Regions from separate parts of the Homo sapiens genome. Here regions 2 and 3 are each linked to region 1. Evidence: chromatin contacts called from ENCODE Hi-C or POLR2A ChIA-PET data. All regions are on one chromosome and are shown on one strand. Each heading gives the region's core, a stretch centred on a gene start or an enhancer-like site at or near the end of the contact. The rest is flanking DNA. Distances are from core to core; before and after follow the strand shown.

Region 1 (4,144 bases), core at 1,352-3,851:
GATCTCAGACTCAGGCTGGAGGAAGGAGGTGGGAAGACCCCTTGGGCAGGGCACCCAGGGGGAGCAGGGAGGAGTCCGTCCTGCTGGATTGTCAGGGATGCCTGAGGGAGCTCAAAAGCCGGTGAGGAAGGTGGAAAGGATGGAAGCCATCGGGTGAGGTTCACTTGGGTACAAACACCAGCGTCACACAGGTTAATGCAGACGTGTACACAGACTGGCACATGGCTGCCCAGCAGAGGCACACGGTGGGGGAGAAGCAAACACACACGCATGGGCACATAGACACTGCCAGTCTGTACATCCTGAGTCACCCTGATGGGGCCAAGGTGCTCAGAGGAGAGGTGAGCCTGGGCCTGAGGTTAGAGGGTGGGGGGTGCCTCCATCCTGCTCACACTTTCTTCCTTGTCTCCCCCTGAAGACACAGCAAGGCCGGACGGTGCTGGAGGTGCGAACGCCTGTGCTGGAGCAGCTGCCAGTGCTGGATGCCTCCTTCTCAGACCTGGGAGCCCCACCGAGGCGGGGAGGGGTGCTGCTGGGGCCTGTCTGCTTCATGGGATAGGACCGTCTCTGTCTGATCCTGTCCATTCGGAACCAGGCCCACCTGGAATCCCACAACATCAGCTCTGTGCCACCTCCCAAGAGGGCTCCTCACTATCTAGGGAGCCCTGGGCCAGGGCGTGGAGAGCCCTCAGTCGGGGCAGGCCAGGGGAGGGGTGAAGTGGTTGCCTGGACACCCCACGGGAGGAGTGGCATCTGGGGCTCTTGGCCCTCCCACCTGGAGCCTGTTACCCGTTAGAGAGCTGAGACCCTTATTTAAAACTCACCTCCCAATCACCCCAAACAAATGGAAGAGAAGAGAAAGGACATGGCGTATTTTGTATTTAAAAGTAATTGTATTAATTATTTAAAGTGTGGAAAGCAAAATAACAAAAAAGAGAAACGCCAACAAAAATCAGCAGATGTTGAAGACAGGGGTCTCGGGGGTGGGCTCCGGCACCCACATCCTGGAGTCAGGACTTTCCTCAGTGACTGTGTGTAGGGGGGTTTCAGGGCTGAACCCCACCTCCCTCCCACCTTCCTCCCACCTCACCTGTCGCACCCACTGTGAAAGTTGGAATATGTGGTCTCCCTGGCCTCAGGGCTCTGACTCTGCCAGGGTGGGGCTCTCTAACCCACAGGTGTTGGCTGCCTGGCCCATGTGCCCACTGTCTCTTCCACTTGGTCTGGGTTTGGCAGGCACTGCCTGCTACTTGAGGGCCAGGATGCTCCCCCAGGGAAGAAACGGAATAGTGTGGGGTGTGTGCAGGGCTGCATCCCGCAGATGGCTGGAATATTAAAATTCTTCTATATTGGCTGGTAAATTGCCATGGCCCTGAGCCACTGAGTATGTTCATTGCCACCCCTGTCCCTCCCCTGGGCACCCCTCACTTTCCCTGATCCTGCAATTAAAGGGTTAATGTGTGGCATATGGAAGGGACTCCCAGGACCCTGTGCCCAGCTTCCATGCTGACTGATGGTTAAATAATGTGATTGTCTCCTCCCAGGTGTCTGTGTCACTGCTTGTGTTGTTATTTCAGTCTCCCCCGACACCCATCTGATGCTTCCTCTTCCCAGCTAAGTGGTTACCAGAATTGTATGGCTTAATCCAGATACCCTGCAAGCCCTGTCCAGCTGGGGTGTCAGGGCCCAGAGTTTACAAAGCCTGGGTGACTAGCATAAAATTACAAACAATGCCCCAGGGACACCAGGTAGGGGTTTGGGGTCCCTATGGCTCCAGTTTCTGACACGGGTGTGCGATTGCTTCTGGGTGTGGGTGGGACGGTGCTACATAGCCCAGTCTAATCTCTGTAAATGGGGAGGCTGAGGCCCACTTCCAAGACATTTACTGCATCTGTACCTCTGGTCACCTTATCCCTCCCCATCAGCCTTGTGCTGTGCTGTCATGAAGACAGGGCTGTGGCCAAGCCCTCCACACTCACGTGTAGTCACGTGCATACTCGTTGAGTCTTTGTGTTGGGTGGAGTCGCACAGTCCCTGCCTGTGTCCCCCCACTCTTGACTGTCCCCCACTTCCCTAGCCTCCCTCTCCTGGGCACTCAGAAGCTCTGCTCCCTCCGGGTTAGGTGTCCAAGAAGTCCTCTCTTCCAAGGCTGGCCGCGCAGCCGGGACCCCCTAGCTGGTGCCCATGGGGCTTCACATTCCCAAGCAGTATTGCCTGGCTCCTGCCTGTCAGGGCGCTGCATTAAAACGTGTTCCAGGGCCTCATCCCAATTTCCTCTTCCTCAACCCTCTTCCTCGCGGGCGCCAGAATCAAGAGTGCGTGCCTTTGTGTCCCGGTTTCGCATCCGCGGCCTCGGGGCGGGCCTGGCAGGGCTGCCCTTCACCCCGAGCCCGAGCCCGGGTAGGCTGCGCCCCCGCCCCTCCTCCCCGTACTTCTTCCTCCCAGCGTGTCCCCGACAGCATCGGCTTGGCCGTCCCGGTCCCAACCCATTCTCGATCGCAGGAAGCCCCACGTGGGCGTCTAGACGGCCACTCTGGCCCGGGCGGGTGCGCGGAAAAACTTCTCGAGGGTGGAAGCCTCTCCTCGGCGCTGGCGCCTCCGCCTCTGCCGCCCCCTAGTGCCCGCGCTGAGAACGCGGCCCCGCACCGGGTCAGCTGAATAATCCCGGTCCCTCAGACGCCTCTCCCTTGTCACCCGCTGAACCCCCTGACCCCGAAGGCCGAATGGAGGAAGAAGCCCCTGATCTCATCTGTCAGGGGTCCGGTGGTGGATAGGTTTTCTGGGATCACCCATGCTCTCCATCTCAATATCCAAGGCCCAGGGGCTTCAGACACCCCCTTCCCTCCCTCTCAGGGTCACATTAAGAGAAGATCAGATCTAAATAGGTGCCCCCCATCTGTTTCTCCCGCACCCACTCCCAGCCTAGCCGGGCTGGAGTTGAGATTTCTTTGGCGCTCTTTCTGCAGCTGGAGCCAAACCCGCAGAGGTCGCCCCCCGAACAGCAAGAGGACTTTCCCAAAGGTCACGTTTGGTCAGATGCTCTGAGTTCCGAGGGCTTTTCTGCATGGAAACAATGCTGTACAGTCACTCGAATAACATTTATATACGGCGGCTAAGTCCCCAGGCCAATCCACAAAAGCCTATTTAATTACACAGTGCTGCCAACCAACCCCATCTAACAGTTTCACGAGGGAGTCTGTGCCAAGTTGCTGTTGAGGAGGCCAGGCCCACAGCCTTCTCTTGGCAGCTAACTTCTTCCTCCCCTCCAGAAAGCTAGAGCCAGGCTCTAAGGAAGGGTGGGAGGGGTTTAAGGGCAGGGCTGTAGAGGCGGGGTTTTGGGGTGGGGCTGGGTGTGAACAGGGCAAGTGCCCAGGCCTCTGGGCCTGTGGGTAGTGGCAGTGTCTCCATTGGCTGGTGGGCAATGGAGGCTTCTGGGTGGGGTGGGAGGAGATAGGGAAGAGAAAGGCAGAGGCTTTAGGGAACTACTTTGGGTTTGATTGGGGCAGAACATAAACTCTTGTTGGAGGGGCCAAATTCTGAAAAGTATTGACTGCTTATGGAAGGAGTTGAACTTGAACCCAAAAACTAAGAGTCATAGATGGTGTTTGAAAAGGCAAGTGATATGATGGAATTGTGCGCTGGCATGGTGGCGAAGGAGAGGAGGGTTTGGGATGGGGCGCACAGGGAGATCATGTTTTTTTTTGTTTTTTGAGACAGAGTCTCGCTCTGTCGCCCAGGCTGGAGTACAGTGGCGCCATCTCGGCTCACTGCAGCCCCTGCCTCCCAGGTTCAAGCAATTCTCCTGCCTCAGCCTCCCGGATAGCTGGGACTACAGGTGTGCACTGCCACGCCTGGCTAATTTTTGTATTTTTAATAGAGACGGGGTTTCCTCACGTTGGCCAGTATGGTCTTGATCTCTTGACCTCATGATCCTCCCGCCTCGGTCTCCCAACTGCTGGGGTTACAGGCGTGAGCCACCGCGTGGGAGATCATGTATAGAGGGAGGGCTGTGGGGTGGGTCCTCTGGCCTGTCACACCCTTGGAGCTGCTTTTCAGCTTTGGGCTTATATTTTTAGCATCTGTAACTTATGGTTAAAAAATAACTTGTGAAATAAAATAAAAATAACTTACAGACCACTTATAT
Region 2 (4,329 bases), core at 1,504-4,003, 270 kb after region 1:
TTCACAAAAAGGGATATATAAAAGACCAATAAACGTACAAAAGTTAAGCTCACAATAGTTATCAGAGAATTGTGAATTAGAACAGTCCTTGAAATAACATTTTAAAATCACTAAATAGACAAACATTGAAAAGTCTAACATTATCAAAAATCAATGAGGATGTAGGGTGAGGGGAACTCATACTCTGATGGTGGACTTCAAACTGAAATAATCTACTTGGAAAAAAATTGGCATTTTGTAGAGTTGAAGCTGAGAATATCCTAAAGCATAGCAGCTCTACCCTTAAATATATATGCACCTTAGGGAAATTATTGAATAAGGCACCAAGAGCAATGTGCAGGAAAAGTCATGAGAGCATTCTTTGTAATTGCAAAAAGCTGGAAACAACCCAGTGTCCATTTGCAGGTAAACTGATACACAAATTTTGGCATAATCATAATGTGGAATTCTATGCAACATCAAGATCAGTGGAATACAGATAAAATAATAAACTTGCATAATTCTTAAAATCATATTGTTGAATGAAGAAAACAACAGAAAACTACATTTTGATATTAATTATGATGTTAATTTGTTGTCAGACAAAGACAATATTTACTATGATGAAAAGCAAGATAATGATCAACTCCAAATTTGGAATAATAGTTGCATTTTGCAGAGAGGAAGGGAGATTCTAAGGGAAGACAAATACAGGAAACTTTAATGTTAAGGGTAACGTTCCATTCCTTCATGTGACTGGTGGGAAAAAATGGATGCTTAAAATTCTTGTAGATATGCATCACATGCATTACTTATTTGTAGAAAAATATTTCAAAAACTGGATCATAAGAAAAAAGGAAAAAGATGTATAAGAAATCATTTGCATAGAGACAGAAGTAACAAAGGCAATTTGATGAAATTTATTGAGACAGAAGACTAAAAAATGAAAAAACATGGTAAATATAAAAATATGATGGCAGAAGTAATCCAGATATATATGCATTTGTAATGTCCATTTATATCATTGCATTAAATCTAAATTTTTCTGCTCAGTAAAGATGGTCTGTGTGTGTGTGTGTGTGTATTTGCTATTCAAAAAGTGCTGGTGGCAATGGCTTATACCTGTAATCCCAGCACTTTGGGAGGCCAAGGAGGGAGGATCACTTGAGCCCAGGAGTTTGAGATCAGCCTGGGTAACATAGCGAGACCCTATCTCTACAAAAATAAAAAAATTAGCCAGGCGTGGTTGTGCATGCCTGTAGTCCCAGCTACTGAGGAAACTGAGGTGCAAGGATCGCTTGAGCCTGGAAGGTTGAGGTTGCAGTGAGCCGTAGTCGCACCCCTGCACTCCAGCCTGAGCGGCAGACTGAGACCCTGTCTCAAAATAAAAACAAAAACAAACAAAAAGCACCTAAAACAAAATGACACCGAGTGATTAAACCAATGGACAATGATAAACTCAGGCAAATGCTAACAAAAATTAATTATGGATAGAAATACTGTCTTACTCCATTTTGTGCTGCTATAATAGAATATCCAAGACTGGATAATTTTTAAAGAACAGAGATTGACTTATTACAGTCCTAGAGGCTAGGAAATCCAAGGTTGAGAGGCCTGCATCTTGCAAAAATCTTCTGGCTGCCTCATACTGTGGTGGAAGGCAAAAGGGATAAAAAGAGAGCTGAGAGAGAGAAAGAGAAAGAGAGAGCGCCCAAGTGCAACAGGTTGAATTCACAGGCTTTTAGCCTTTTTGTAATTGGCATTAATTCATTTATGAGGATGGAGTCGTCATGACCTAAACACCTCTCATCATTAAGCCTCACCTACTAACACTGTTGCATTGAATATTACATTTCCAACATATGCTTTTTGGGGACACATTCAAACCATTACAAATACTAATATTGAACAAAGTAGAATAAATGATGAAGAAATTTTTCAGTGTCAAAGAAGGATACTTTATTATGCTAAAATGTACAATTCACCAACTACCCATAAGTTATAAGCCTTCATATCCTAAACAAGTCTTTGAAAGTTAGGGAAAAAAATGTGCTTTGTTAGGAAAGATAAATTGACACATTTAAGAGCTTTTAGCATACTTTTAAACTAAACTGTCATATCCAATTGTAAAATAATGTGAATGTAAGATATTTTGCTAAAGCAAATAATGATCTTATCAAATATTTATAAAATTGTGTACTCAACAAATAGTGAATGCATATTTTCCCAAACATAATGCATTAAACCACAAAGTAAAATTAAATAGAAATTAGAAACTACACGGGCTATATTCTCTCACCGGTATAAAACACATACATAGAAAAACAAAACAAAACTAAAATAAAACAAAACAAAACCTCACCAAAACAGTACTAACAAGAAAGCCTCCACTTGGAAACTTAAAAACATCTCACTAATTTTTGGGTTGAAAAGGAAATCAAAATTGCAATTCAAAGGAGTTATGTTTTTGCTAGGAATATGGAGGGAATTCAGTTCAGAATTCATTTCTCTATATAGTACAGCAAAGAGAATGAAAAAGAAAACCACACAAGAACCTCATTTTTAGTGAAACTAGGAAACAAAAAGTATGGTTACATCCCAAATTGCATGTCATTTGTGCTTAAAGCAACGGAGAGCAGAACTGGGCATAAGAAGCCAAAATGTTGCTGTGGCAACAGATGAAAGCGTGGAGGGAACTAGTGGTGCGGGATCTCGGAAAGGGCCCGAAAATATTCTCTCTCTAAGAGTAGAAGCCAGCCTAGGTTGGAGCTGTTGGCAGTTGGCCTGAGCTACAGTGAGGCCCAGATGCTGGGGAAGGCAGAAGAAGGCCCACATATTGGGGGAGCAGACTTTGTTTTGGAGGTTCCAAGGTGGCAGATAACAAAGGTTCCCTCTGGAATGCAGGGGGTCCTAACACCGTGGTAGAATCCTTGCTGAAATAGATTAAATTCCCCAAGTTGGAAAAAACATGGATGCAGCGTATTTTAAGATAAAGTTTACGTGTTAGTAATAAAGGATTGGTCCTTCGGTTGTAAAACCTGGGAGGTTACTATTGCCCATGTCTTCTCTCACCAACCCATCATCCCACCCCCATCCAATAGGAGTCTTCCACTAATATCTGGTCCAGGAATGCTCAATTTATTCAGAATAAGTAGGAAAAGAAATGGCACAGTTCCACATAAATATGCCATGAGAAAAAAATGTTTACAGAAAGCAGCAAGATTTCCCTCCAGAAGTAATGAAGCAACCTCAGCCATGAAGATCATGGAGCCAAAAGGATGACCTTCAGCAGAAGCAGTTACGAGCCAAAGAGGTCCAAGGGCACTGAGGGAGGAGCCAAGTGGTAAGGGCCACCTCTGGCTGGGATCCAGGGTGCCCAAGTGGGAAAATGAGCAAGCCAGAGAGTGCTTGGTCTAGGGATTAAGAAAAGCACACAGTAATAGGTTGGACACTAAATTTGAAAATGAACAGTGAGAAAAATGCTGTGGGGACCAGGATTGAAATGAAGTAACAGAACAATTAAAATTACATGATCCAGGGACAGAGACTTGAACTCATAAACAGGCCTGTGTTGCCCATTAGTCACAAGGGGAGCAGTGAGCCATTGTTAAAATGCCAAGGATTCCCAATGCAGTTTACTTGGAACTTTGCCCAGCGATGAAGGAGTCTGACTTGTCTTTTCTGTAATAGTTAGAATCAAAGAAAAATAAAGCACAGCTGGTGGGAGGGTGAGAAGCAAGCATCATGAACCACGGTCTAATTCAAGGATCAAACTGCTGTCCAGTTCTGGCAGATTTTGGATTGCAAGGGGAATAAAGCTGAGAGGCCATATTGGCACCTAGGCACAGTGAGGTGAGTCTGGCCACGCATTTAAGAAGCCCCTGCAAAATGATACAGGTGGTTACTAAAAACCACCTCTGGCCTCTGGAAAAAAAGAAATAGCATCTCCCGGATAAGAATATCTGGGTCTCACACCTATTGACCAGGTCGAGATAGGGTTCAGTTGGGGATGGGATATAATAAAAGGCATGGGTAAAGAAACTGGGCAGAGGCATAGTGCCTGCATGTTGGAGATTAAGGAGGGAATTCGGAACTCATTTTTCTATATATATTACAACAAAGGTTAAGTTTGGAGGTTAAGTAAGGATGCTGCAGCTCACTCATGGTTGCTTTTCCTTCAGAGTACTCATGCCTCGGCTTACCCAGGGGGACTCAAGGAGAGGAATGTGTGTGCGCATATCTATCTATCTATCTATCTATCTATCTATCTATCTATCTATCTATCCATCCATCCACCTTCTAATCTACCTAAATCAATCACTGTGTGTATCTATTCCAACCACAATGGAC
Region 3 (4,125 bases), core at 344-2,843, 290 kb before region 1:
CCCTGACAGGATTTCATTCCCATGAAGATCCACTGGTTTCCAGGATGGACCCCCTCCCCCAGATGTTGGCCCTGGCCCTGAAGGCAACAAGAACCCTAGCTCCCCATTCCCTTCAGTGTCCCCTCCAGAAAACACTTTGGTTTCCTCCTTTGCTCCTCCAGGCTGAGTTCCGCTTCCTGATATCTCCTCCTTAGGCTCGAAGGGTTCCTGCTTAATGTAGAAGATTTTGGGGGGCAGTGCAGGAGGGGCAGGAAGCTCAAGTGGTGCACTCTCACCCTCTGGAAGCTTTCGGGGAGTAGCAGTCATGGGCAGTGGGTGGGGTCCATGAGGACGGGGAAAAACCCCTGATACTCTCTGGGGCTGAGGAGTCTGAGAGAGTGTGGCTGACCCCTGGTCCTCATCATCATCATCTTCCTCCTCCTCCTCTTCTTCTTCCACCTGAATTTGCAGCACTTCTCCCAGTTCACTTCCCTCCCCTCCCACAGGGCTCTCAGTGGAAGCAGGGCTTTCAGTAGAAGCAGAGGACTGTACTGGGGTCTGGAAAGGCGAAGAGCGAATGCACCAGCCTCCTGTAGAGGATGTAGTGGAAAGAAGGGCATGGTAGGAGTTTCCTCCACGGGCTGAAATTCCACCACCTGAAGTTTCTAATTCTCTAAGAATTTCTGAGCACTGATCTACTACCTGCCACATTTGAAGGCCACTGGCCACAAGGAGATGAGCAGGAAGAGCATCCAGTGGCAGGCGGAGACGCCCTGAATAAATGAGCTGGAGCAGCCCCTCGAAGGCATCGGCTTCAATGACACTCGGTAGAGTGAGACGAGGCGCATCCCCCAGAAGCAGCTTGTCATGGAAGTAAGGAGAGGCAGCAGCTAACACTGCTTTATGAGCCCTAAGTTCCCGGCCCTGCACCAGGAGGGACACATCACAGAACTTTCCCTCTAGCCTGTGGCGGTTCAGAGATTCCAGCAGAGACGAGCTATGCTGTGGGAACTCGATCTGGATTGTCCGTGGGGCTGGGTTGCAGGTCGGGGAGGCGGGTACAGGCGGCAAAGGTGTTGGGGTTTCCATGGCCTCCTCGAAGGTGACAAGAATTGGGAAGAGGAGAAGGGCTTGGGGGTAGACTCCACGCGGGATGAAGGCTGCAGAGGAAAAAGATGGAGGTCACAGAAGCCCTGGATAAAGGGAGCCACATCTTCTCAAACAACCCCCTCCCCACGAGCAATAACTGGAAACTTTTAAGTCAGTGGCGGTTTCTGCAAATCAGTCCCGCACACCAAGAAAGCAAAAACAAACAACAACAACAACCACCACCACTAAACACCAACAGGGGTTTTAACTTCCAGCCCCTGTGGAAGATAAGAAGGAGGTCCTTCAGCCACCAGCCTGCCTTCACCTGCCCAGAACAGCTCCTGCCCCGCCGCTCCGTTCCGCCTCACAGTGCCCACAGAGGTCTGCTCCCGGGAAGCCGCGGTCACCCGGACACCGCGAGTCCCGGCCCGATTGTCCTTCCCGCCGACACGCCCCCGCCGTTACACACGCGGCGCTGCCCTCGCAGTTACAGTGCCGCTACAGCTCCGTCCCAGACCGGAAGCCGCCGCCTCCCCGCCGGACACCGTCGCCAAGTGCGGCGGGCGGAGCTAGAGCCGTAGCCAATCGAGGAACGGCAGCCTACAAGCCTCGTGTTGATTGGCTACTGCAGACGAGGAGGGCGGTGCTAGTAGGAGGGCACAGGCCCAGGGTGTCCTCGCAACGGGCGTCCCGGGGAGCTGCTGAAGTCCTCCCCGCTGCAGAGGACCGAGAGGCAGGGCCCGGGAGAGAACAGCCCGGTCGGAGGGGGTGGGCCGTCAGCCGCCCCGGAAAGCTGCGTTTCCCGGTGATTAAGTGTAGCACCCGCCCCCGGTAGGTCCTGAGAGGGGCGAGATTAGTTGGGTACTTACCATGTGGGCCTGGCACTTGCCCACATCACTTTGTGTCTTCCCACCGGCCCTGCGAGGGTGGGGGTTGCCGTCCTCAGTTTCCAGGCGGGGGAAACGGGCTGGAAGCGTCACTCAGCTAATAGTAGTGGACCTGGGACTGGAACTCAGATTTGCTAAGGAACCAGGCAGGTTCTTTCCTGTTTTCTGCACGGGAGCATTTTAACCAGCAATTAAAGAAACCTTATTTCTAGGTAATTTTTAAAAGAGATAAATGTGGATATATACATGAACTCTTTTATCAGATAACGCCGCTGTTCCTGGCCTCGGACTAAGTGACACAGTGGTGAGGGGAGAGTTAGATTGGAGAAGTTTGGCCGGTGCAAAACTCCTGCTCTAAAATATAAAAAATCTCATTGGGAGGGGAGAGTGACATTCTATGAGGAGAGTGTGGCATCAGGTGGGGATATACGGTTTTCCTCTCAGGCTGTCAGCTTCCTTTCAGAAAGCAGATCTTACCACCGTACAGGTCTGGAGAGCCCTGCCTAAGAAAGTCGGCACAGCGATAAAAGAACAATCTCCGTTTATTAAACATGTTTTTTTCTGTTTCACCACACACTCCAGAAAAAAAGGAAATGGGGCTGGGAGTGGAGAAAAGGGGACAGTGAGGGGGGATAGATAAGGCTGGGAGTGGGGTGGGGAGGGAGAACGAGAAAACAAAATAAAACAGGTAGGAAGAGCAACTCCCTACCCTTGAGGTGGTGGGTGGGGAGGGAAGCAGAGGGGCGGGGGGGGAGGGGGCCAGGAAGCTCTGTACAGAAGGGTTGCCCCCAGCCCACACACACACACCCCGGATATGTACAGTACAAACCCCAGATAATTACAACAGCCAAAGAAGAGAGAAGGAAGGTTGGGGAGGGTCCAGGGGTAGGGCCTGAGGTGGGGAAAGGGCACAGGGATAAAATTTCACATATTTACAACTTTTATATAAGTATAAATTTGGCCCCGGCTGGGTGTATGTGTAGGGGGATGGGACTGAAGGGGAACTGTCCATACAAAAGAAAGAGGAGTAGAGTCTAGGAGAGTCTCAATACCAAACGCAAAAGGATGAAGGGGGCAAGGCTGGGTAGGGGACAGCAGTCAGGGAAGAGGGGGTGCCAAGGAGGGGCTTCTCCCCTCCCATGGCCTACCCACCCCAAACCCCATCCATCCTACCTCCCCTATCCCGCCAGAAAACTATGTACAGAGAAACACCGAAAAATCGTGGAGCTGGCGGGAGGGAGGGAGGTGGAAGGAGATTGGGAGGGGGAGGATGAGAGGGAAGCCCAGCCCTGTCCTACCTCCCCCAGGGGACAGAGTCATGGAAGGGGGCCCCCCAACACCCCTCCTCCAACACAGGTCCCCCCACCCTGGGGGAGAGAGACATGGCTTTTCCTAGAGTAAGTTCCCCCCTCCCCCTGGGAGTAGAGACCAAGAAGAGAGAAGGAAGGGGCAGAGGGGACTGTGTGTCAGAGTAGGACAGATCAACTAGCCTGTCCTCCCAACATACACACCCTCCTAAACCCTGACCCCTCACCCTAACCTCAATTCCACCCCACCCAACACACTGGGGGAGGGGGGGGCATAAGCCCCCTCACCCCGCTCTGGGACCAGCCGAGAGCAGATCAGGTGTGGGGAGAAGGGGAGACAACTCCCATTCCCCCCTTGCCGCCCCCTCCCTGCCCCGGTGGCCCCCTCCACCCCATCTGGGTTCTGGGTGGGGAGGGAGTAAATTTAAGAGTGGTAGAAGGAGAAGGAGTTTGTGCGTGCTGAGCCCCCCCAGACGCTCCTGAGAAATCAAGGGGTAATAGGGCCCCCTCACCCGGGGTCCCCTCCCCATAACAAGGGGGGCAGGGGAGGCCAAAATGGGGCGGTGGAGGGGAGTTAGATTGTCAGCTCTGGTTACTGCTAAAAAAATCACCCTGAAGTTGAAAGTTTGGAGGTGCCACACCCCCAGGGTGGGGGTGAGGGTCTGTCCCCCAGTGCTCAGGGGAACGATGAGGCAGAGGATGGGGATAGCACCCCGGAGTGAAGGGGTCTGTACGGGGTAGGCGGTGTCCTGGGGCAAGGGTCCCTGGGGGTCAAAGAGAGGGCAGCACCCCAATGGGAAGGAAAAGGGGGCGGCTGAGGGTCCCCACTCTCCCTCCTGGAAATGGTGCAGTGGTGGGGGTGG

What was found. A loop is a pair of places that touch in the nucleus more often than their neighbours do. ChIA-PET counts read pairs that join two places held with the same protein, here RNA polymerase II (POLR2A). Pooled maps may share reads with other maps.
Region 2: a map of vagina shows a loop between it and region 1 (2.5-fold over the local background). The contact joins two enhancer-like sites. A Hi-C loop is called at or near these places in 1 of 168 maps with a recorded cell type or tissue (vagina), 1 of 37 single-sample maps with no recorded cell type and 6 of 50 pooled maps. POLR2A ChIA-PET finds 5 or more read pairs at or near these places in 1 of 52 experiments (activated CD4-positive, alpha-beta T cell).
Region 3: a pooled map shows a loop between it and region 1 (2.8-fold over the local background). The contact joins the promoter of ZBTB9 here to the enhancer-like site in region 1. A Hi-C loop is called at or near these places in 2 of 50 pooled maps. POLR2A ChIA-PET finds 5 or more read pairs at or near these places in 3 of 52 experiments (CD8-positive, alpha-beta memory T cell, HCT116 and endothelial cell of umbilical vein).

What each region holds. Positions count from the first base shown.
Region 1 is chr6:33,160,093-33,164,236 of GRCh38, reverse strand. COL11A2 (collagen type XI alpha 2 chain) reads left to right here. Exons shown (of 66, transcript NM_080680.3): 66 at 419-1,543. The coding sequence ends at 559. Among named protein-coding and RNA genes, the nearest start is that of HCG24, 19 kb to the right of the region's middle. RefSeq lists an enhancer at 1-337. Within about 2 kb of position 2,601, at least 11 of the 41 ENCODE cell types and tissues checked have a DNase peak (open chromatin) inside an H3K27ac peak, as active enhancers do; they include HCT116, where a contact is called at or near this core.
Region 2 is chr6:32,886,146-32,890,474 of GRCh38, reverse strand. No RefSeq gene overlaps it. Among named protein-coding and RNA genes, the nearest start is that of PSMB9, 34 kb to the right of the region's middle. Within about 2 kb of position 2,753, at least 5 of the 41 ENCODE cell types and tissues checked have a DNase peak (open chromatin) inside an H3K27ac peak, as active enhancers do.
Region 3 is chr6:33,452,044-33,456,168 of GRCh38, reverse strand. ZBTB9 (zinc finger and BTB domain containing 9) reads right to left here and starts at 1,593. Exons shown (of 2, transcript NM_152735.4): 1 at 1,394-1,593; 2 at 1-1,139. The coding sequence starts at 1,068. It overlaps SYNGAP1 (synaptic Ras GTPase activating protein 1), which reads right to left. Exons shown (of 19, transcript NM_006772.3): 19 at 2,480-4,125. It overlaps SYNGAP1-AS1 (SYNGAP1 antisense RNA 1), which reads left to right and starts at 1,764. Exons shown (of 3, transcript NR_174954.1): 1 at 1,764-1,899.